Linked DNA regions of Homo sapiens: regions 2, 3 and 4 are each linked to region 1. A link is a loop called in an ENCODE intact Hi-C map of the cell type or tissue named here. Cell type or tissue: B cell. All regions are shown on one strand. Each heading gives the region's core, and the rest is flanking DNA. Links, peaks and the distances in the headings are about the cores only.

Region 1 (5,046 bases), core at 549-4,548:
TTTTCTTCCTATTTTCGCAGATCATGATTTTCATAATGATAATACATGAAGTGGTCCTTATAATAAGTAGATTCTATAGAGATGTGTATTGTATCAGCAGATGTCCGGTGTAGAATGCCACTTCCATCACAGCTTCTGAACACACAATGCTATCTACAATCGATTAAAAAATATATTTCAAAAGCCAGTTTCCCCAATATAACTAACTTCAGCATTCACTGATGTACTGAAAACTTATATTTGCCAATAATAGATTTTAGGGTAATTCATATTAAGATAGGATGGTTTTTAATATTATTTGAGGATAGACAGGAAATTTTAGTTGAGCAGGTTCTATTTTGTTTGAGTGGATCCATTAAAAAGATTGTTATTATTGCCGAGTGTGGTGGCTCGTGCCTCTAATCCCAGCACTCTGCGAGGCTGAGGCGGGAGGATGGCTTGAGCCCAGGCGTTTGAGACCAGCCTGGGCAACCTAGGCAGACCTCATCTCCAATAAAAATACAAAAATCAGCCTGACGCAGTGGCACGTGCCTGTAGTCTCAGCTACTTGGGAGGCTAAGGCGGGAGGACCACTTGAGCCCAGGAGTTCGAGGCTGAAGTGAGCTATGATGGCACCACTGCACTCCAGATGAGGCGACAGAGACTCTCCCTCTAATAAATAAATCAATACATCAATGAAAAATTTTAAAAAGATTATTTGTTGACTGTCAGGGTGATTTATTCTTCTAATAAATAGAATATTTACTTACAATTATATATCTTCTCATTAATACTCCAGTTCTGGTTACAAACTGGTAAAAATTGAGATAAAATCATAAAACTAACCAGGAAAACATTGACCTGCTAAAAACATAGAATCAGTGAAACTACTCAGGAAATACTTGCTATGACAGATTACTCTCTCTGTTAAAGGGTCCCATGTAGAGACATTTCTATGAATATTGAACAGTTAACAAAAAACTGAGACTGGGGGAGTGACAGACAATTCAGATTACAAAGCAAAAGCAACATAGGATTCAGATAAATACGATACCATGGTGAAACAAAATCTTTAAAGCACAAATGGTTTTGAATGTAGAAGCTCATATTTCACTAACTATTCACTGATGCGTAGTCCACTTTTCAGCAGTGATCTCCAATCAGTCCCTCCTTTCACAGAAGCCAGCGCAGGAGGCGCACGCGTCGCTTCCCGCCCCGCACTTCACCGCCCCAGCCCGTCCTGGCTGCCACCCGCCGTCCCTGAGAAACGCTCAGACGCTTCTCTCTCTCTTTTTAAAATTATACTTTAAGTTCTGGGGTACATGTGCAGAACCTGCAGGTTTGTTACATAGGTATACACGTGCCATGGTGGTTTGCTGCACCCATCAACCAGTTATCTACATTACGTATTTCTCCTGATGCTATCCCTCCCCTGGCCCCCCACCCCCGACAGGCCCCGGTGTGTGATGTTCTCCTCCCATTGTCCATGGTTTTTATTTTATTATTATTTTTTGAGACGGAGTCTCGCTCTATCGCCCATGCTGGAGTGCAGTGGCACCATCTCGGGTTCAAGCGATTCTCCTGCCTCAGCCTCCTGAGTAGCTGGGATTACAGGCATGCGCCGCCACGCCCGGCTATTTTTTTTTTTTTTTTTTTTTTTTTTTTTTTTTGTATTTTTAGTAGAGACGAGGTTTCACCATGTTGGCCAGTCTGGTCTCGAACTCCTGACCTCGTGATTCGCCCGCCTCGGCCTCCCAAAGTGTTGGGATTACAGGCGGGAGCCGCCGCGCCCGGCCTCAGACGTTTTTCTCTAGGTAAAGCCGCGGGATGAACCAGCCCCTGTGGAAATTTAGAAGTAACGACGTCCGTCAATTTCTGTATGAAAAATATACAGATCGTGTGACACGTCTTCTGGGAATGAAAGTCTGCTAAACTCGCCGTCACGAGTAGATGAACACATTTAAAGTTTGTAGTTAAGAGGAAAACAACGCCAACGACACAAATGCCCCAAGCGCTGGATGAAGCAGCGACCTAGGATGGGGCTGGCCTGGAACGGGAACCAAGACGCCCGCCCGGACGAAAACGAGCAGGGAAACCCGGGCCGGGGTCGGCCGCCCCACACGACGCACTGCGCAGAGACCACGCGGCTCCGGGTCTCGCCTGCGCCGGCGCATCCCTCGCAGACGCGCTCCTCCCACGCGAGGGCCCCTTCCCCGAAGCGCACGCCTAAGACTGCGCGCCGCAGCCCGCCCTGTCTAGCTGAGGCGCAGACCCGGATGGGTCCCAGAGGGGCGGGTCGGGGCGGAGAGCCGCGCCCAAAGGCAATGGGAGCCGCACGCTGCTAGGCAACATGCTGTCTCCCGGCAACGTAGAGGCGGGGAATTCGCCAACGTGTCTGAAACAGACAACAATTTTAGCCAACGGCTGCGTGGGCCTTGGGCGTCCTGGCCAATGGGAATAGTGAGGGGCCTGTCACTAAGAAACCTGTCCCTGAGCAACGCATAGGAGGGGTGGAACCCAGCAGCGCTGACTGAGCCGCCGCGAAGTGCCGGAACGTATTACCTGGGAGCCAAATTTCAGAGCGTCGTTTGTCTTCCCAAGCCCACCAGCTTTCAGCGTTCTCCAGCCTCGCCACACCCCCGCCTCGGGCCGTCCCCGCCCAGACGCTTGTCCCCGCGAGAAGCTGAGCGCACTGAAGTGAGCCCGGCGGCTGCCGCCGGAGGAGGAGCCCGGCTCTGGACACGGCCGTCAGGAAGCTCAGAGGCTGCAGCACCGCTTCTGCGTTGATTTCCGCTTGACTTTTACTCTTTTCTTGGGTTAAAAATCAAACGCCGACCCGAGGCGTCAGAGATGGGCGGTCGTTAGGCGCAGTGGCGGCCCCCGGATGTTTGCGATGGGACGGCGGGCTCGGAACGTGTGGACGTGGGCTTTGGAGGTGCGAGCCCCATTGGGCCAGGGCTGGGTCCGGGCAGTGGTACGGGGTCTCAGCTGTCCGTCACAGGAGATGTGCAGGCCTCGTCATCTGGGGTCTTACGTGTCAGTGATGTGGGGTCTGCCGGGTCAGTGAGGGGGTCTGTGAGGTCACTAGTGGGAGGCCACTCCCAAAGTGATTCCCCTCTGTCCCACCTGCTTCCCTGAGAAAAGCTCACTTATCCTTCACCAGGATTTAAAAATATATATCCTAAGACCAACCTGTAATATTTTTTTCTTTTTTGGAGACAGGGTCTCTTTCTGTCACCCAGGCTGGAGTGCAGTGCCACAATCTCATTGCAACCTCTGCCTCCTGGGCTCAGGCAATCCTCCCACTTCAGCCTCCCGAGTAGCTGGGACTACAAGTGTGTGTCACCACACTCAGCTAATTTTTAAATTTTTTATAGAGACGAGGTCTCACTCTATTGCCCAGACTGGTCTCAAGCGAGCCTCCTGCCTTAGCCTCCCAAAGTGCTGGGATTACAGGCATGAGCCACCGCGCCCACCCAATATTCTCTTTTTCATGGACCTTGTTTAGTTGCACTAAAAAAAAATTAATATATTTTATTTTTGTTTAGAGCGTGTTGGGTTTACAGAAAAATCAACTGGAAAGAACAAGGAGTTCCCCCCATCCCTTTCTACCTTAGTGTTCCCCTTATGTTCTACCATAGTGTTTCCCCTATATTTACGTTTCATATTACTCTGGTACATTTGTTACAACTGATACACCAATATTAATATATTATTATTAACTGAAGTTTATAGTTTACTTTTTTTTTTTTTTTGAGTCGGAGTCCCGCTCTGTTGCCCAGGCTGGAGTGCAATGGCACGATCTCGGCTCACTGAAACCTCTGCCTCCCGGGTTGAAGCAATTCTCTTGCCTCAGCCTCCCAAGTAGCTGGGATGATAGGTGCCCGCCATCACGCCCGGCTAATTTTTGTATTTTTAGTAGAGACGGGGTTTCACCATATTGGCCAGGCTGGTCTCTTGGCCCGGCTGGTCTTGAACTCCTGACCTTGTGATCCACCCGTCTCAGCCTCCCAAAGTGCTGGGATTACAGGCGTGAGCCACCACGCCTGGCCCTTTTTTTTTTTTTTCCTGACGGAGTCTTGCTCTTGTTGCCCAGGCTGGAGTGCAATGGCGCGATCTCGGCCCCATGCAACCTCCACCTCCCGCGTTCAAGTGATTCTTCTGCCTCAGCCTCCCAAGTAGCTGGGATTACAGGCATGTGCCACCACGCCTGGCCACAAGTTTTAAATTTTAATGAAGTTCAACTTATCAGTTTTTTGTTTCACAGATTGTACTTTTGGTATGGTATCTGAGAAAATATCACTAAACCCAGGATCACCTAGATTTTCTTCTGTGCTGTCTTCCAGGAGTTGTATAGTTTTGCATTTCACATTCAGGTCTTTGATCCATTTTGAGTTAGTTTCTGTGAAAGGTATAAGGTCTTTGTCTAGATTCACATTTTTGCCTGTGGATGTCCAGTTTTTCCAGCACCATTTGCTAAAAAGACTATCCTTTCTCCATTGCATTGCCCTTGCTCCTTTGTCAAACATCAGTTGACTATATTTGTGTGGCGCTGCTTCTGGGCTCTTTATTCTGCCCCACTGACCTCTTTGTCCATTCTTCTGCCAGTATCAGAGTGTCTCCATTACTATCGCTTTATAGGAAATTTTGAAGTTGGGTAGTGTCAGCTCCCCAACATTGCTCTTCTCCTTCAATACTGTGTTGACTATTCTGGGTCTATTTCTAATCTAGCAATGGAAGTTTTGCATTTCATTAGTCTTTATTTATTTATTTATTTCAGACAGCGTCTCACCCTGTCGCCCAGGCTGGAGTGCAACGGCACAATCTCGGCTCACTGCAACCTCCACCTCCAGGGTTCAAGCAATTCCCCTGCCTCAGCTTCCCAAGTAGCTGGGATTACAGGCACACACCACCACACCTGGCTAATTTTTTGCATCTTTGGTAGAGACGGGGTTTCACCATGTTGGCCAGGCTGGTCTTGATCTCCTGACCTCGTGATCCATCTGCCTTGGCCTCCCAAAGTACTGGGATTACAGGCGTTAGCCACCGCGCCCTGCCTCACTAGTC
Region 2 (4,932 bases), core at 933-4,932, 140 kb before region 1:
GAGCAGAGACAAGATTGTCCTTCTCTGGGTTTCAGGGCATTTAGACATGACACTCAAAAATATTTCACTGTGGGCCGGGCGCGGTGGCTCATGCCTGTAATCCTAGCACTTTGGGAGGCAGAGGCAGGTGAATCACCTGAGGTCAGGGGTTCAAGACCAGCCTGAACAAAATGGTGAAACCCCATCTCTACTGAAAATACAAAAATTAGCCGGGCGTGGTGGCGGGAGCCTGTAAGCCCAGCTACTCTGGAGGCTGAGGCAGGAGAGTCACTTGAACCTGGCAGGCAGAGGTTGCAGTGAGCTGAGATCGAGACACTGCACTCCAGCCTGGGCAACAAGAGTGAAACTCCGTCTCAAAATATATCTATTTCATGTGAAGGTGAAATCCAACCCCGACGATGTGTAGAAAAGCCCAGCAATCTCCCGCAAATCCCTGAGCCGATGGCCGCGGAGATGGGTGTCCTGGTGGTGCTCCCAGAGCTGCCTCCCCAGGTGCCACCAGGACATGCTGCCTTTGGGGCTAGAGGTTCCCACCTCATCAGTAACGAGGGCATCGCCAGCCCTCAGCTGCCTTGGGCGCCCACAGTCGGCTTTCACGCCTCCCAGAGGTTCCGCCACCTTCAGCCCTCACTTCAGATGGAGTCAGAACTTAGAGATGTGGACACTGTGAAGGTCACCGGCAGCCAGTGGTGGAGCCGGGGGAAGGGTGTAGGACGCCCCCACACACAGGTGAAGAGGGCACTGCCAGGGGGAGGGCTGTAGGACACCCCCACACAGAGGTGAAGAGGGCACTGCCAGGAGGAGGGCTGTAGGACGCCCCCACACACAGGCGAGCAGAGGGCGTTGCAAACATGGGCAGAGGCGGCCCAGCAGCAGTTTAACATTGCCCTGTGTCCAGGAGAAAGGCCACTGCCCAAGTATGCTCTTTATCGCAACCTGCAACATTCCCCCTCAGACGGAAGCTTGTGTAGAGGCCGCCAAGTTCCAACAAATGCTCCCGACTGTAGACGCCACCAAGTGCTGGGACTTGCTCTCGTCATCTGGGAAAGGCTTGGGGACGCTGCCAGCAACTGTCATGTTTATCCATCAAGCTAGACGGCGGAAGTGCAGTCGTCTTAGTTTCCCCCATTATCTGCTTCCTGCTTTTTTTTTTTATCTCGAGTCTCAACTTTGTTGCCCAGGCTGGAGTGCAACGGCACGAACTCCACTCACTGCAGCCTCCACCTCCCGGCTTCAACAATTCTCCTGCCTCAGCTTCCTGAGTAGCTGGGATTACAGGCGCCCATCACCACGCCCGGCTAATTTTTGTATTTTTAGTAGAGATGGGGTTTCACCATGTTAGCCAGGCGGGTTTCAAATTCCTGATCTTGAGTGATTCACCCGCCTCAGCCTCCCAAAGCGCTGGGATTACAGGCATGAGCCACTGTGCCTGGCCTGCTTCCTAATACTACCCGAGGTCTCAGATTTCTGAGTGACCTGGTAATTTTTAAATCCTGAGTCTCCTTCATGCCTGTAATCCCAGCACTTTGGGAGGCCGAGGCGGGCGGATCATGAGGTCAGGAGATCGAGACCATCCGGGCCGACACGGTGAAACCCCGTCTCTACTAAAATACAAAAAGAAATTAGCCGGGCGTGGTGGCGGGAGCCTGTAGTCCCAGCTACTCAGGAGGCTGAGGCAGGAGAATGGCGTGAACCTGGGAGGCGTAGCTTGCAGTGAGCCGAGATCGCGCCGCCGCACACCAGCCTGGGCCACAGAGTGAGACTCCGTCTCCAAAAAAAAAAAAAAAAAAAAATCCTGAGCCTCCCATCAGCGATACGTCCTCTGTCCTACACTCAACCCAAATTCCTGACAGTACCTGCCGCCACTCTAAGCCAGGAAGAAGTGACCCATTCATCTCTGCCAAAACCACTCCTGACACCCACTGCTGAGCTCTGTAGCAGGACGCAGCGTGGAGCTTCGAGCTGCTGAGACAGACACAGCTTAAAATATACCTGTCAGTGCAGTGCCTGCAAACACGTAGCAACTCCATGGAGAAAAGGAAAAAGTTCAGATACATACATGTCCCCTTAAGGGTTCTATAGACCAAAAAAAATTATATCCTTAATATTTCAGAAAGTTAAGGCCACAGAAGGTGGTCAGGGAATTTTTACTCTGTGTAGCAATTCTCTGGGTACAGAAGCTGGTAACGCTCACAGGAAGAAGTGCATTAATCCCACAGGGCCAAGCCCAGCGACCACCACTTCCTGCCCCTTTTCTGTACTTTTTAAACCATGGTGGCCTCTAATAACGTCTAACTGAAAACTCTGTACCTGGTTAACTCTTTTTTTTTTTAGACGGAGTCATGCTCTGTCACCCAGGCTGGAGTGCAGTGGTGTGATCTCGGCTCACTGCAACCTCTGCCCGATCAAGCGATTCTTCTGCCTCAGCCTCCTGACAAGTGGGGATTACAGGCGCCCGCCACCACGCCCTGGCTAATTTTTTGTTTAGTAGAGGTGGAGTTTCACCATGTTGGCCGGGCTGGTCTTGAACCCCTGACCTCAGGTGACCACCCCCTCCCAGCCTCCCAAAGTGCTGGGATTACAGGCGTGAGCCACCACACCCAGCTTACGCCTGGTTAACTCTTAATGACCAAAATCAAAGTATGGATGAAAAAGACGAGAATCTGGGAAGTCACATTGCTGAGGTCTGAGAGTCATGACTCCACTGTCACCGGGGAGGCCCAGCAGAGGGCAGCACCTGGATGATGAGACCCAGTTCAGGAGGCGCAGCACAGAGCGGTCACCATCCTTCCCCGGTTCACCGGGAAGCTTGCTCCCCCTCCTTCTGTATTCCTGGCAAATGACAACGGGCAAAGCGAAGCGTGGGCCAAGGACGGAGGAGGCGGTGCCGCGCGTCTGCCGTGGTCACAAGCCACAGAAGTTTGCTTCACTCCTGCCAGAAACCGGCAGGACAGTAGAATTCTCTTTTAAAGCACGTGTTGAACAGAGTGTGTAATAACATGAGATTAAAAAGTTACTGCCAAACGACAAAATATAACTATTAAAATGAAGCTTCCAATGAATATGAAAATCTTTACCAAAAAATAGTTTATTGCACAAAATTTAAGGAATTCCCAAGCACACTTACATTTGTAAAAAATCAACGTGCTTTTTAAAGTTACACTTTGTCAGACACGGTGACCCCTTTCCCAAGAACAGCCACAACTTGAGGACTCTCTTTTGTGAGGAAATTTTTAATAAAAACAAGTAACTCAAAAGCACTGAATTTTCCAGACCCTCTAACACATTTCCCTCCGGATCCTGTGAGAGCCTGAGATCACTTATGACGAGATTCACCTGGACCTTCCGGTCAGTGAGCTCAGAACACCTCACACCACAGCGTCACTCAACTCAAGTCCCTCCTCACATCAGAGGGCTCCTCGAAGGGAGGCCCCAGGACGGTTCTCTCAGATTTGCTGGTCCCTCCCCTCCTAGAATCTTCACGTACAACATTCTGTTTTTGTTTTTAAAGACCTCAGGGAACTAGAACTCGGTTGTGGGAACCCTGCACCAAGGAGAGTTGAGGGCCAGCTCCTTAGCGCAGCACAGCACGGACTGTGTTCTGGTGGGCAGGGCCCCTGCTGGACCCACCCGAGGAGAGTCCATTTCACATCCTATCAGAAACACTGCCTGATCCATATTGCAGAGAGTGGGAACGGGTGTGAGTCCGTAAGACCCGTAGCATCAATCTCACATATACCACGGAAAAACACATGAAAACCAAGTTACGTTGTTTTTGGAACATCAGAAAAACAAGTAGTGACATCGTGAAGTGCCCTAGCCTGTTGTGACACACGGTGTGGGGATGAACACGCCGCCCTAGCCCGTGACACACGGCGTGGGGATGAACACGCCACATAATGCACTGGTGACCCTGTTTTGTAAGCAGTACTCCCAACTTCACTGCCTTTTCCGTGAGGATATTCCATCATTCCCACTTCTGCCCACAAGAACAAAATAATTCAAACTTTATGCACTGAAGTAACTCTGGAAGGTAGAAGTGCCGGGAGAGTCCCTTGGAGATAAAAAAACCTCAACAATAAAAAAAAGCAATTTAAAAATCCAACTGCAGCCGGGGGCGGTGGTTCACGCCTATAATTCCAGCACTTTGGGAGGCTGAGGCTCAGGATCACCTGAGGTCAAGAGTTCAAGACCAGCCTGGCCAACATGGTGGAACTCCACCCCTCTAAAAATACAAAAATTAGGCTGGTGTGGTGGCGGGCACCTGTAATCCCAGCTACTGGGGAGAATGAGGCAGGAGAATCGCTTGAACCCAGATGGCGGAGCTTGCAGTGAGCAGAGATCACGCCACTGCACTCCAGCCTGGGCGACAGAGCGAGACTCTGTCTCAAAAAAAAAAAAAAAAAATTCCAACTTCCTCTTTTAGGCGTCTTCTTAAGGAAGGAAGTGTCCGCGTGAACACGAGAGGCCTCAGATCCAGAAGCACAAGCCGTGCATGAAAACACCAAAAGACTCACTGCAGGGAGCAAAGGCAGCCAGGCCCTGCCAAACCAGAGGGGGCCCTGGCACCGGCGACCACAGAGCGCTGGGGGAGGCATCGCACCCAAGGGCACACACGCAGGAAAACCGGGGTGAGAACATAGAGCTACTTTTCCTTCGGTATTTTCAGAATTAGTCTGTCCTAAGAGAAAAAAAAATACATGGTGAACATCACTCACTTGAGGACTTCCCATAAGCAAGGAGAAGTCGCTCCCCACTGAATGTGTGATTTCTCGATTTTAGATTTTTTAAAATCATTTATTTATTTTTGAGACGGAGTCTCGCTCTGTTGCCCAGGCTGGAGGGCAGTGGCGCGATCTCGGCTCACTGCAAGCTCCGCCTCCTGGGTTCAAGTGATTCTCCTGCCTCAGCCTCCCAAGTAGCTGGGATTAT
Region 3 (5,046 bases), core at 442-4,441, 89 kb before region 1:
ACACTCTAACGTGAACCCGCCCTCCACTCCTCCACGCTCTAAGGTGAACTCACCCTCCACACCTCCACGCTCTAAGGTGAACCCCCCCCCCACACCTCCACACTCTAAGGTGAACTCACCCTCCACTCCTCCACGCTCTAAGGTGAACCCCCCCCCACACCTCCACACTCTAAGGTGAACTCACCCTCCACTCCTCCACGCTCTAAGGTGAACCCACCCTCCACACCTGTACGCTCTAACGTGAACCCGCCCTCCACACCTCCACGCTCTAAGGTGAACCCCCCCTCCACTCCTCCATGCTCTAAGGTGAACCCACCCTCCACTCCTCCATGCTCTAAGGTGAACTCGCCCTCCACACCTCTACACTATAAGGTGAACTCACCCTCCACACCTCCACACTCTTGGCTGTAGAATTTATGTAGTAACGACAGTAACATTTCCTCTTCTCTTTTTTGAGACGGAGTCTCATTCTGCTGCCCAGGCTGGAGTTCAGTCACACAAGCTCAGCTCACTGCAAGCTCCACTCACCAGATTCAAGCGATTCTCCTGCTTCAGCCTCCCCAGTAGCTGGGATTACAGGTGCCCACCACCACACCTGGCTAATTTTTGGTCTTTTTAGTAGAGATGGGGTTTCACCATGTTGGCCAGTCTGGTCTCAAACTCCTCCCCATTCACCAGCCTCGGCCTCCCACAGTGCTGGGATTACAGGCGTGAGCCACCGCACCCAGCCAATGTTTCCTTTCCATTTAAGTAAAACCAATAAGAAATCTTATGAAAGTCGCCAGTTTAAAACAAGCGAAAACCACAAACACTTAAAACACAGCTGACAATCTTTCTAGCAGGCACTGGTAACAGCAGTGTTAATCAGAGTCACAGCCTCACATTTACAAAGGCTGATTTTGGAGTCATTTCAAAGCCTCAGCTTATCCTCCAAGGCGAGGACCCTAAGGCGAAGAGGTGGATGATGTCATCACACCACCCGTGAAGCAGAGACAGCCCAGAACCGCGCTTCTGCTTGATGACAGCCTGCTGGGTAAAGGCCTGGGTTGGACCAGTGACAATTCTATACCCACGTGTTACCTCAGTTCACCCACTAAAATGATTATATACAAATTACCCACAACACAAACTAAAACATATTTCCTCATCAAATGGAACAAAGAAAGATTTCTTTCAATGAAGTGATTTTCAGTCTTTTCCCTGCCCCCTAACTGCTGACTGGTGGGTGGGCCAGTTCACAGTCAAAGAACCAAGACATGTGAGGGGGGAGGGAGGGTCCTCAGGGGGTTCTGGTCCTGGTTCCGGTGGCTCTGGAGGCCCGGCAACACCTCCGTGTCTCACAGGGGTCAGCATTCCTCGGATCCCACGTGCATGCAGGACAGCAAATTTGCTTTTTGCTCAAGCAAATTAAAAATGAGTTTCTTAGCCGGGCGCGGTGGCTCACGCCTGTAATCCCAGCACTTTGGGAAGCTGAGGCAGGTGGATCACGAGGTCAGGAGATCGAGACTATCCTGGCTAACACGGCGAAACCCCGTCTCTACTAAAAATACAAAGACTTAGCTGGGCGTGGTGGCGGGCGCCTATAGTCCCAGCTACTTGGGAGGCTGAGGCAGAAGAATGGCGTGAACCCTCGAAGTGGAGCTTGCAGTAAGCTGAGGTCGTGCCACTGCACTCCAGTCTGGGCAACAGAGCGAGACTCCGTCTCAAAAAAAGAAAAGGTTTCTTTCACTTGCAAATGTGAGTTCAAACTAACAGCAGATACTTACTGTCATGCCTCCCGAAAGAAAAACCAGAATAAAAGCAGGGGTGCCAGACAGGAAGCCAGACCACGGGCACCCGACCAACGCACTGAGACGCCTTTCATGCAAAGGACCCGTGAGCTCCACTGCTGGGAGAGGGGGAACCTTGCATTTCAGATAAAAGTTACTGGGTTAGGCCGGGCGCAGTGGCTCACACCTGTAATCCCAGCACTTTGGGAGGCCGAGGTGGAAGGATAACTCAAGGCCAGGAATTCAAGACCAGCCCGGGCAACAGCAAGACTGTTTATACAAAAAGTTTTTAAAATGAGCCAGGCAACAGGGCGCGGTGGCTCACGCCTGCAATCCCAGCACTTTGGGAGGCCAAGGTGGGGGGATCACCAGAGATTGGGAGTTCAAAACCAGCCTGATCAACATGGAAACTCCATCTCTACTAAAAATACAAAATTAGCTGGGCGTGGTGGCACATGCCTGTAATCCCAGCTACTCAGGAGGCTGAGGCAGAAGATCGCTTGAACCCGGGAGGCGGAGGTTGCCATGAGCCGAGATCGCACCATTGCACTACAGCCTGGACAACAACAGCAAAACTCCGTCTCAAAAAAAAAAAAATCAGCTAGGCGTGCTGACACGCATCGATAGTCACCGCTACCCCAGAGACCAAGGCAGGAGGATCACTTAAGCCCAGGAGTTCATGGCTGCCGTGAGCTATGATTACACCACTGCACTTCAGCCTGCTCAATGGAGCAACACCCTGACTCTAAAAACAGTAATAAAATGTTTAAAATAGAAAAAGGGGCGGAGGCTGAGATTAACCCAGCGTCTTGCTCGAGGGCACATTGCTCCTGAGCAGCAGATCTAAGAGCAGGTTCCACGGCCGCGGGTCTCAGAACTCTTGATCTTGGGCCTCTAAGTTGTTATCTGCCTCACCTGATGCTTATGTAGCAAGGACCAGCAAAGCCATCCTAAGCGCCTGAGTATCATTTTACAGGAATTAGACTGTGACTTCTGCTAGTAAATTAGCACATCTGTAGTCTACAGTTTTAAAGCACTGAACCTCCTGGCCAGGAAGAGGCATGAGAACTGAGTGAATAACTAAGTCACCCTTTCCCTCTGACACGTGAATAACCCAGGGGGCTAACATAACACTGTGCTCCGTAATCCTTAGATCTCTACGGGACGACTTCTGAATTCTAGCTATTACAAATTCAGCAACTGACCAATCAAAAAGGCAGAATTCGGCCAGGCACAGTGGCTCACTCCTGTAATCCCAGCACTTTTTGGGGCTGAGGTGGGTGGATCATTTGAGATCAGGAGTTCGAGACCAGCCTGGCCAACATGGTGAAACCCCGTCTCTACTAAAAATACAAAAAATAGCTGGGTGTGGTGGCAGGTGCCTGTAGTCCCAGCTACTCGGGAGGCTGAAGCAGGAGAATCGCTTGAACCCAGGAGGCAGAGGTTGCAGTGAGCTGAGATGGTGCCACTGCACTCCAGCCTGGGCGACAGAACAGGACACCGTCTCAAAAAAAAAAAAAAAAAAAAAAAATGGCTGGGCGCAGTGGCTCACGCCTGTAATCTCAGCACTTTGGGATGCCAAGGTGGGCGGATCACCTGAGGTTGGGAGTTCGTGGCCAGCCTGACCAACATGGAGAAACCTCATCTCTACTAAAAATACAAAAAATAGCTGGGCGTGGTAGCGCATGCCTGTAATCCCAGCTACTCGGGAGGCTGAGGCAGAAGAATTGCTTGAACCCGGGAAGTGGAGGTTGCAGTGAAACGAGATCTCGCCATTGCACTCCAGCCCGGGCACCCAGAGCAAAACTCCACGTCGAAAAAAAAAAAAGGTAGAATTTTAGGCAGGGAACATGATAAAGACCCATAGATCCCTTCAGGGAAACACTGCTGCTGCCCCACACGTTTAATGGAGTTCTGTTTAGCAGGAATGTGCCTGATCTAAAGGTGGCATCATTCAGTTACTAAAACATACTTTGGGCCGGGCACAGTGGCTCACACCTGTAATCCCAGCACTTTGAGGCTGAGGCTGAGGCGGGCGGATCACGAAGTCAGGAGATCGAGACCATCTTGGCTAACACGGTGAAACCCCGTCTCTACTAAAAATACAAAAAATTAGCCGGGCGCGGTGGCGGGCGCCTGTAATCCCAGCTACTCAGGAGGCTGGGGCAAGAGAATGGCATGAACCCGGGAGGCGGAGCTTGCAGCGAGCCGAGATCACGCCACTGCAGTCCAGCCTGGGCGAAAGAGCGAGACTCCGTCTCAAAAAAAAAAAAAAAAAAAAACAACTTTGAATTAAGTGAAAAGCTCACAGTGGTCTCAACGCCACATCCTCCCTCAACACCACGTCCTCCCTCAACACCAGGTCCTCCTGTGACCAGCACACAGAGGAACCTCACGACTTACACTGGACTTTGTCCTGCTGGTCAGGTGGCACCAGTGGGCCCGGGGGCTTCAGTGGGGCCTCGGGGAGAGACGAGGGGCCACTGTGGGATCTGTCCTCCTGGAGGCCATCTTGCTCGGCCGACGCGCCGTCCATGGTCAGGACGACACCAGCTGAGCTGACGCTGAGGGGCTACAAGTGAACCTTGGACAAGCTTGGCTTCTGCCATCAGCAACAGCCAAGAGCTCCTGGGAGGGGCCCTACTGTGTCTCCCATTTTCAGGAGAAGATCTGATGACTCACAAATGACTTGATGTCAAACCAGCTAATATCATGATACCTGACAGGAGAGAGAGACAAAATGTATTATGAAACTTGTCAGATTTCAAGTATCAATTACAAAATTAGCATTTGGTTCCCAATTTGCATACGTACAAGAAACAAATACAAACTTTTTCATTCAGCAAATAATCCTGGAGCACCCACAACATCCTAGGTTTTGAGGCTAAGATGCTGACCCAGCCACACTGGGCCCTTTCCTGAAGGAGCTTAATGTCTGTATCGGTGCCAACTAAAGAACATTCTGCTGGGACAGCGCAGCTCTGAATCTGTGGAGTAGGTGTCACACAGGGCAACTGAGCTTTAAATTTTATTTAAAATTAATTTGGGCCAGGCGCGGTGGCTCACCCCTGTAATCCCAGCACTTTGGGAGGCCGAGGCAGGCAGATCACCTGAGGTCAGGAGTTCAAGACCAGCCTGGCCAACATGGTGAAACCCCCACCTCTACTAAAAATACAAAAAATAGCCGGGTGTGGTGGTGAACACCTGTAATCCCAGCTACTCGGGAGGCTGAGGCAGGAGAGTCACTTGAAACCGGGAGGCGGAGGTTGCAGTGAGC
Region 4 (5,046 bases), core at 689-4,688, 200 kb before region 1:
TGAAATCCAGAACCCTCCTGTTCAAGTCCCCTGGAATGGCCTTTCTCTAGTGCTCCACGGTGATGAAAGTGAGCTATTCCCCTGAACATGTGGGGGAGAAACGAAATGTGGAAGGCAACCTTTTCCTCTAAATGCTCCTGCTTTCAGCCCCACAGCTCTCAGACAGGAGGCTAATGCTGCCAACTCCCAGACTCTTCCAGACTCACTGGATTAAATGAACTTGCTTCCTGGTTTCCTTCCACATAGGCACTGGTGTTCCATATTCTCAGGTCGATAAAGATCTGATCTCCAGCTCTTGAACTTTTGTTAACTGATTTATCTGCTGTCATTTCTTCTTATGGATTCAACTATGTCCTTGTGGATTTTCCCTTGTTTTTTATTTTATTTTTTGAGATGGAGTCTTGCTCTGTCACCCAGGCTGGAGTGCAGTAGTGTGATCTCAGCTCACTGCAGCTTCTGCCTCCTGGATTCCAGCGATTCTCCTGCCTCAGCCTCCTGGGTAGCTGGGATTACAGGTATGTACCAGCTAATTTTTGTATTTTTAGTAGAGATGGGGTTTCACCATGTTGGCCAGGCTGGTCTCAAACTCCTGATCTCAGGTGATCTGCCCGCCTCGGCCTCCCAAAGTGCTGGGATTACAGGCATGAGCCACTGAGCCTGGCTGATTTTCTTTTTTTTGAGACAGAGTCTCTGTCACCCAGGCTGGAGTGCAGTGGCACCATCCTGGCTCACTGCAACCTCTGCCTCCCAGGTTCAAGCGATTATCCGGCCTTAGGCTCTCGAGTAGCAGGGACTACAGGCGCGCACCACCACGCCAGGCTTTTTTGTATTTCAGTAAAGACGGGGTTTCACCATGTTGGTCAGGCTGGTCTTGATCTCCTAACCTCGTGATCCGCCCACCTCAGCCTCCCAAAGTGCTGGGATTACAGGCGTGAGGCACTGCGCCCGGCCCAATTTTCCTTTATTTTTTTGAGACAGAGTCTCGCTCTGTCGCCCAGTCTGGAGTGCAGTGGCGCGATCTCGGCTCACTGCAAGCTCCGCCTCCCGGGTTCACGGCATTCTCCTGCCTCAGCCTCCCTAGTAGCTGGGACTACAAGCACCCGCCACCATGCCCTATTTTTTTTTTTTTTTTTTGTATTATTAGTAGAGACGGGTTTTCACCGTGTTAGCCAGGATGGTCTCGAGCTCCTGACCTCGTGATCCGCTCACCTAGGCCTCCCAAAGTGCTGGGATTACAGGCGTGAGCCACCACGCCCGGCCTTCCTTTTATTTTTATTTTTTAAATCTTCCTATCATTTTTAGTAAATGACCTGGAAGCAGCAGACCCAACTGGAAGCGTACAGGTTCAAGAAAGCCTGTTTAAGCAGAAGTCTCAGTATTTCTGTGGAACCATTCAGTTTTTTTATTTTTATTTTTTTGAGACATTGTTTCACTCTGTTGCCCAGGCTGGAGTGCAGTGAGGCAATCTCAGCTCACTGCAACCTCCGCTTCCTGGGTTCAAGCAACTCTCCTGCCTCAGCCTCCTGAGTAGCTGGTATTACAGGCTGGAGCCACCGTGCCCGGCTAATTTTTGTATTTTTAGTAGAGACCGGGTTTCACCATGTTGGCCAGGCTGGTCTCAAACTTCTGACCTCAGGTGATCCGCCTGTCTCGGCTTCCCAAAGTGTTGTGATTACACGCGTGAGCCACCGAGCCCAGGCCCAAGTGATTTTTAAATAGCTTAAATCAGATCATGTCATTTCCCAATTTTAAAATGGGCAGAGATGGTCCAGCAATCCCACTTCTGGGTACAGACGCAAAACAATCAATGAAAGAGAGATCTGCACGCAGCACTGTTCACGCTAGCGAGGAGATGGCAACAGGGCAAGCGTCCAGCAATGGGTAAGCGGTGGGGTCGGTGCACGCAGGCGTCCAGCAATGGGTAAGCGGTGGGGTCGGTCCACCCAGGGAGCGCTGGTCCCCCTGGAAGGAAACCCAGGCTCTAACGCGGTCCCTCTGAGGACCCTGCTAGGCGAAACGCGCCGGCCATAGAAAGACTGTCCCGCAGGAGAGGGCGGTGTTCGGCCCGGGGTTTGAGGGGTCGGGACCAGGAGGAGGGACAGCCCGGCCGAACCTGAACGCACTTCAGGCCGCTTGAACAGCACACGCAGGAACTGCGCCGACGGAAAACTTTACTTCGTGTTCCGCCACCAAAAAAATATCGTTTAAACAAACCTGCGGCAGCTTCCCAGCTCCCTTAAACCAGGATCCCAAGTTCTCCGCGTCTCCGCCCCTGCACCCAGCCTCCGGCCTCGGCAGGCGCTTCCGGTGCGGAACCTTCTGGAAAGTACCGCGCCGCCCTCCCGGCGTCCCCACAACCCCGCCCGCACCTGCGCGCACCGGCGCTCGCGAGCACAAGTGACGGGACTGGAGCGTGGCGCGGCAGGTGGCTCCACGAAAACGCCCCTTCGCGCAAGGCTGCCCCGCGTCCTGCCGCGCCCCAGGAGGCGGGACTTCCGCCCCCGCCGCCCGGAAGCGGCAGCCGGGGGAAGCGTGTTCCTCGCGGAGCGCCGTCGGGGCCGTGGGCGCCTGCGCGGGCCGGCGCGGGAGCAAGCGGCATGGCGTTCCGGCAGGCGCTGCAGCTGGCGGCCTGCGGGCTGGCCGGGGGCTCGGCCGCCGTGCTCTTCTCGGCCGTGGCGGTAGGGAAGCCGCGCGCAGGCGGGGACGCGGAGCCACGCCCGGCTGAGCCGCCGGCCTGGGCGGGGGGCGCGCGGCCGGGCCCCGGTGTCTGGGACCCCAACTGGGACAGGTGCGCGCGGGGCTGTTTGGGGCCGGGGTCGGGATGGGGGTCAGGGCAGGTGTTACCGTTGGGATCGAGATCGGGACCAGGTTTAAGGTTGCGATCGGGTCGGGATCTGGGGTCGCCGTCTGCTTTCCCCAGCGGAGGAGCCGCTTTCCGGGGCCGCTCTGCGCGGAGGGTTCCGGGGGCGGCTGACCCTTCCCGCCGGCTTCTGTGGCCGAGCTCCGTCGCGTCCTCGCCCTTCTCCCCGCCCCTGCGAGTCCGCCCTGGGTGCCATCGCCGGAGCGCGGGCCGGGGCGAGGCTGAGGTGGAAGCCGGGCCTCCTTCAGGGGCGTTTGCAGGAGCGCGCCCGCGAGCTGCGTGCGGTTATTGAGCGTTTGAAATATGGCTCGTGTGATTCCTGAAGGGAATGCTTAGTTTACGTCAATTTAAACTTAACGCAAGCAGGGCCGGGTGCGGTAGCTCAGGCCTGTAATCCCAGCGTTTGGGAGGCTGAGGCCGGAGGATCGCTTGAGAAATTTGAAACCAGCCTGGGCAACATAGTGAGACCCCCATCTCTACAAAAAATACAAAAAAAATTGGCCGAGCGAGGTGGCGCGCGCCTGTGGTCCCAGCTACTCGGGAGGCTGAGGTAGGAGGATCCCTTGAGTCCAGGGGTCCCAGGCTGCACAGTGTGAGCCGAGATCCCGCCACTTCACTCCAGCCTGAGCAACAGAGCCTGTCTCAAAGGAAAAAAAAAAAAAGTAGTGCAGGTTTTTAACATTAGTTATGTGTTGAAATAGTATTTTTAGCATATTGAATTAAAAGTATGATCGAAATTCACCTGTTTCTTTTTAATGTTGCTATTAGAAAATGTATAATTTCACATGTTGCTGGCATTCTGTTTCTGTCGGCCAGGACTGCTCTAGCGGCAAGGATGGTTTTCCCAGTCCTAACTCCTCATTATACTCAGTACTTTGAGAAAGGGGGCACAGAATTATACTACTGTGGTTGCGTTAGGTACTTTATATTAGATTTTTATCTTTTGTTAACCTTATTTCCTCTATTATTAGCATCATACACTAAGCATGGTGTATATATCAAAATTAATGAGCCAAAATAATATAGATTAATTATAGTTATTATATTAGTTTATAATACATTACTGTTAACTAAGGTTCATGTTTCATTGAGATTTCCTCAGCTTTTACCTGCTGTTCTGTTCTAGGGTCCCACATGACAAGTAGTCTTCATGCCTCCGTAGGCATGTTTTGGCTGTGACAATTTCTCAGACTTGTTTTGATGATCATGAGTGTTTGAGGCGTCCTGGTCAGGGGTTTGGTAGAAGGTCCCTCAATTGAGACTTCTCTGAAGGTTTTCTCATGATTAGACTGGAGTTACATTCTTTTTCCTTCTTTTCTTTTTTCTTTTTCCTTGAGACGGAGTTTCGCTCTTGTTGCCCAGGCTGGAGTGCAATGGTGCAATCTCGGCTCACTGCAACCTCCGCCTCCCGGGTTCAAGCAATTCTCCTGCCTCAGCCTCCCGAGTAGCTGGGATTACAGGCACGCGCCATTATGCCCAGCTAATTTTGTATTTTTAGTAGAGACGGGGTTTCTCCATGTCGGTCAGGCTGGTCTTGAACTCCCAACCTTAGGTGATCCTCCCACCTCGGCCTCCCAAAGTGCTGGGATTACAGGCATGAGCCACCATGCCCAGCCTGTTATATTCTTTTTTAAAAATCAGAATTCTGAAAAATCAGAAATTCTGAATCAATATTCTGAATTTCTTAGGTCTTTTTAAGGAAACAGATTTACTCTGCCGTTAAAGAACTTGAAGTAGGCTGGGTGCGGTGGCTCACACCTGTAATCCCAGCATTTTGAGAGGCTGAGGTGGGCGGATCACTTGAGGTCAGGAGTTCGAGACCAGCCTGACCAACACGGTGACACTCTGTATTTACTAAAAATACAAAAAAATTAGCCAGGCATGGTGGCATGCACCTGTAGTCCTAGCTACTTGGGAGGCTGAGGCAGGACAATCACTTGAGCCCAGGAGGTGGAGGCTGCAGTGAGCCCAGATCGTGCCACTGCACTCCAGCCTGGGTGATAGAGTGAAACTCTGTCTCAAAAAAGAAAAAAAAGAACTTGAAGTAGAACCGGGAGCTGAGCCCAGCCTTTCTCTTTTAAGCAGGTGTTCTGTATTTGCTTGTCATGTCTGGGGAGAAGTGAATTGGGCCTTGTGGGTTGGGAAAGACTTATACAGACAGAAGGCATGAGCAACTACAGGAAGGT

The links. Hi-C counts contacts between places; a loop is a spot of excess contacts. Peaks named below come from ENCODE experiments on the same cell type or tissue, not always from the same donor. Only the 100,000 strongest peaks of a DNase experiment are listed, where the experiment ranks them.
Region 2: a loop joins it to region 1, with 13 times the contacts of the local background. A loop is called at or near these places in 19 of 110 quality-filtered maps.
Region 3: it touches region 1 in a loop (12-fold over the local background); 17 of 110 quality-filtered maps call a loop at or near these places.
Region 4: it touches region 1 in a loop (18-fold over the local background); 5 of 110 quality-filtered maps call a loop at or near these places.

Annotation. Positions count from the first base shown.
Region 1 is chr12:132,906,235-132,911,280 of GRCh38, forward strand. It overlaps LOC124903065 (a long non-coding RNA gene), which reads left to right and starts at 2,434. Exons shown (of 2, transcript XR_007063553.1): 1 at 2,434-2,914; 2 at 4,760-5,046. RefSeq lists a silencer at 2,158-2,207. In B cell, for the core only: no CTCF peak of the experiment used is centred there; DNase peaks (open chromatin) are centred at 1,134 and 2,377; H3K4me3 peaks cover 2,036 bases; H3K27ac peaks cover 1,524 bases; H3K27me3 peaks cover 105 bases.
Region 2 is chr12:132,765,844-132,770,775 of GRCh38, forward strand. GOLGA3 (golgin A3) reads right to left here. Exons shown (of 24, transcript NM_001389683.1): 24 at 3,071-4,932. Among named protein-coding and RNA genes, the nearest start is that of ANKLE2, 6.5 kb to the left of the region's middle. RefSeq lists enhancers at 2,020-2,069, 2,180-2,229, 3,698-3,867 and a cis regulatory region at 3,783. In B cell, for the core only: a CTCF peak has its summit at 2,699 (motif pointing right); DNase peaks (open chromatin) are centred at 2,398, 2,728, 3,601 and 4,458; H3K4me3 peaks cover 2,445 bases; H3K27ac peaks cover 3,204 bases.
Region 3 is chr12:132,817,824-132,822,869 of GRCh38, forward strand. GOLGA3 (golgin A3) reads right to left here. Exons shown (of 24, transcript NM_001389683.1): 2 at 4,173-4,488. The coding sequence starts at 4,305. Among named protein-coding and RNA genes, the nearest start is that of GOLGA3, 8.5 kb to the right of the region's middle. RefSeq lists an enhancer at 2,641-2,690. In B cell, for the core only: no CTCF peak of the experiment used is centred there; DNase peaks (open chromatin) are centred at 1,818 and 2,458; H3K4me3 peaks cover 1,341 bases; H3K27ac peaks cover 2,746 bases.
Region 4 is chr12:132,708,280-132,713,325 of GRCh38, forward strand. PGAM5 (PGAM family member 5, mitochondrial serine/threonine protein phosphatase) reads left to right here and starts at 2,563. Exons shown (of 6, transcript NM_001170543.2): 1 at 2,563-2,788. The coding sequence starts at 2,598. LOC124903063 (a long non-coding RNA gene) reads right to left here and starts at 2,316. Exons shown (of 2, transcript XR_007063551.1): 1 at 2,215-2,316. RefSeq lists an enhancer at 2,080-2,129 and silencers at 2,300-2,759, 2,970-3,079. In B cell, for the core only: no CTCF peak of the experiment used is centred there; a DNase peak (open chromatin) is centred at 2,422; H3K4me3 peaks cover 2,408 bases; H3K27ac peaks cover 1,652 bases.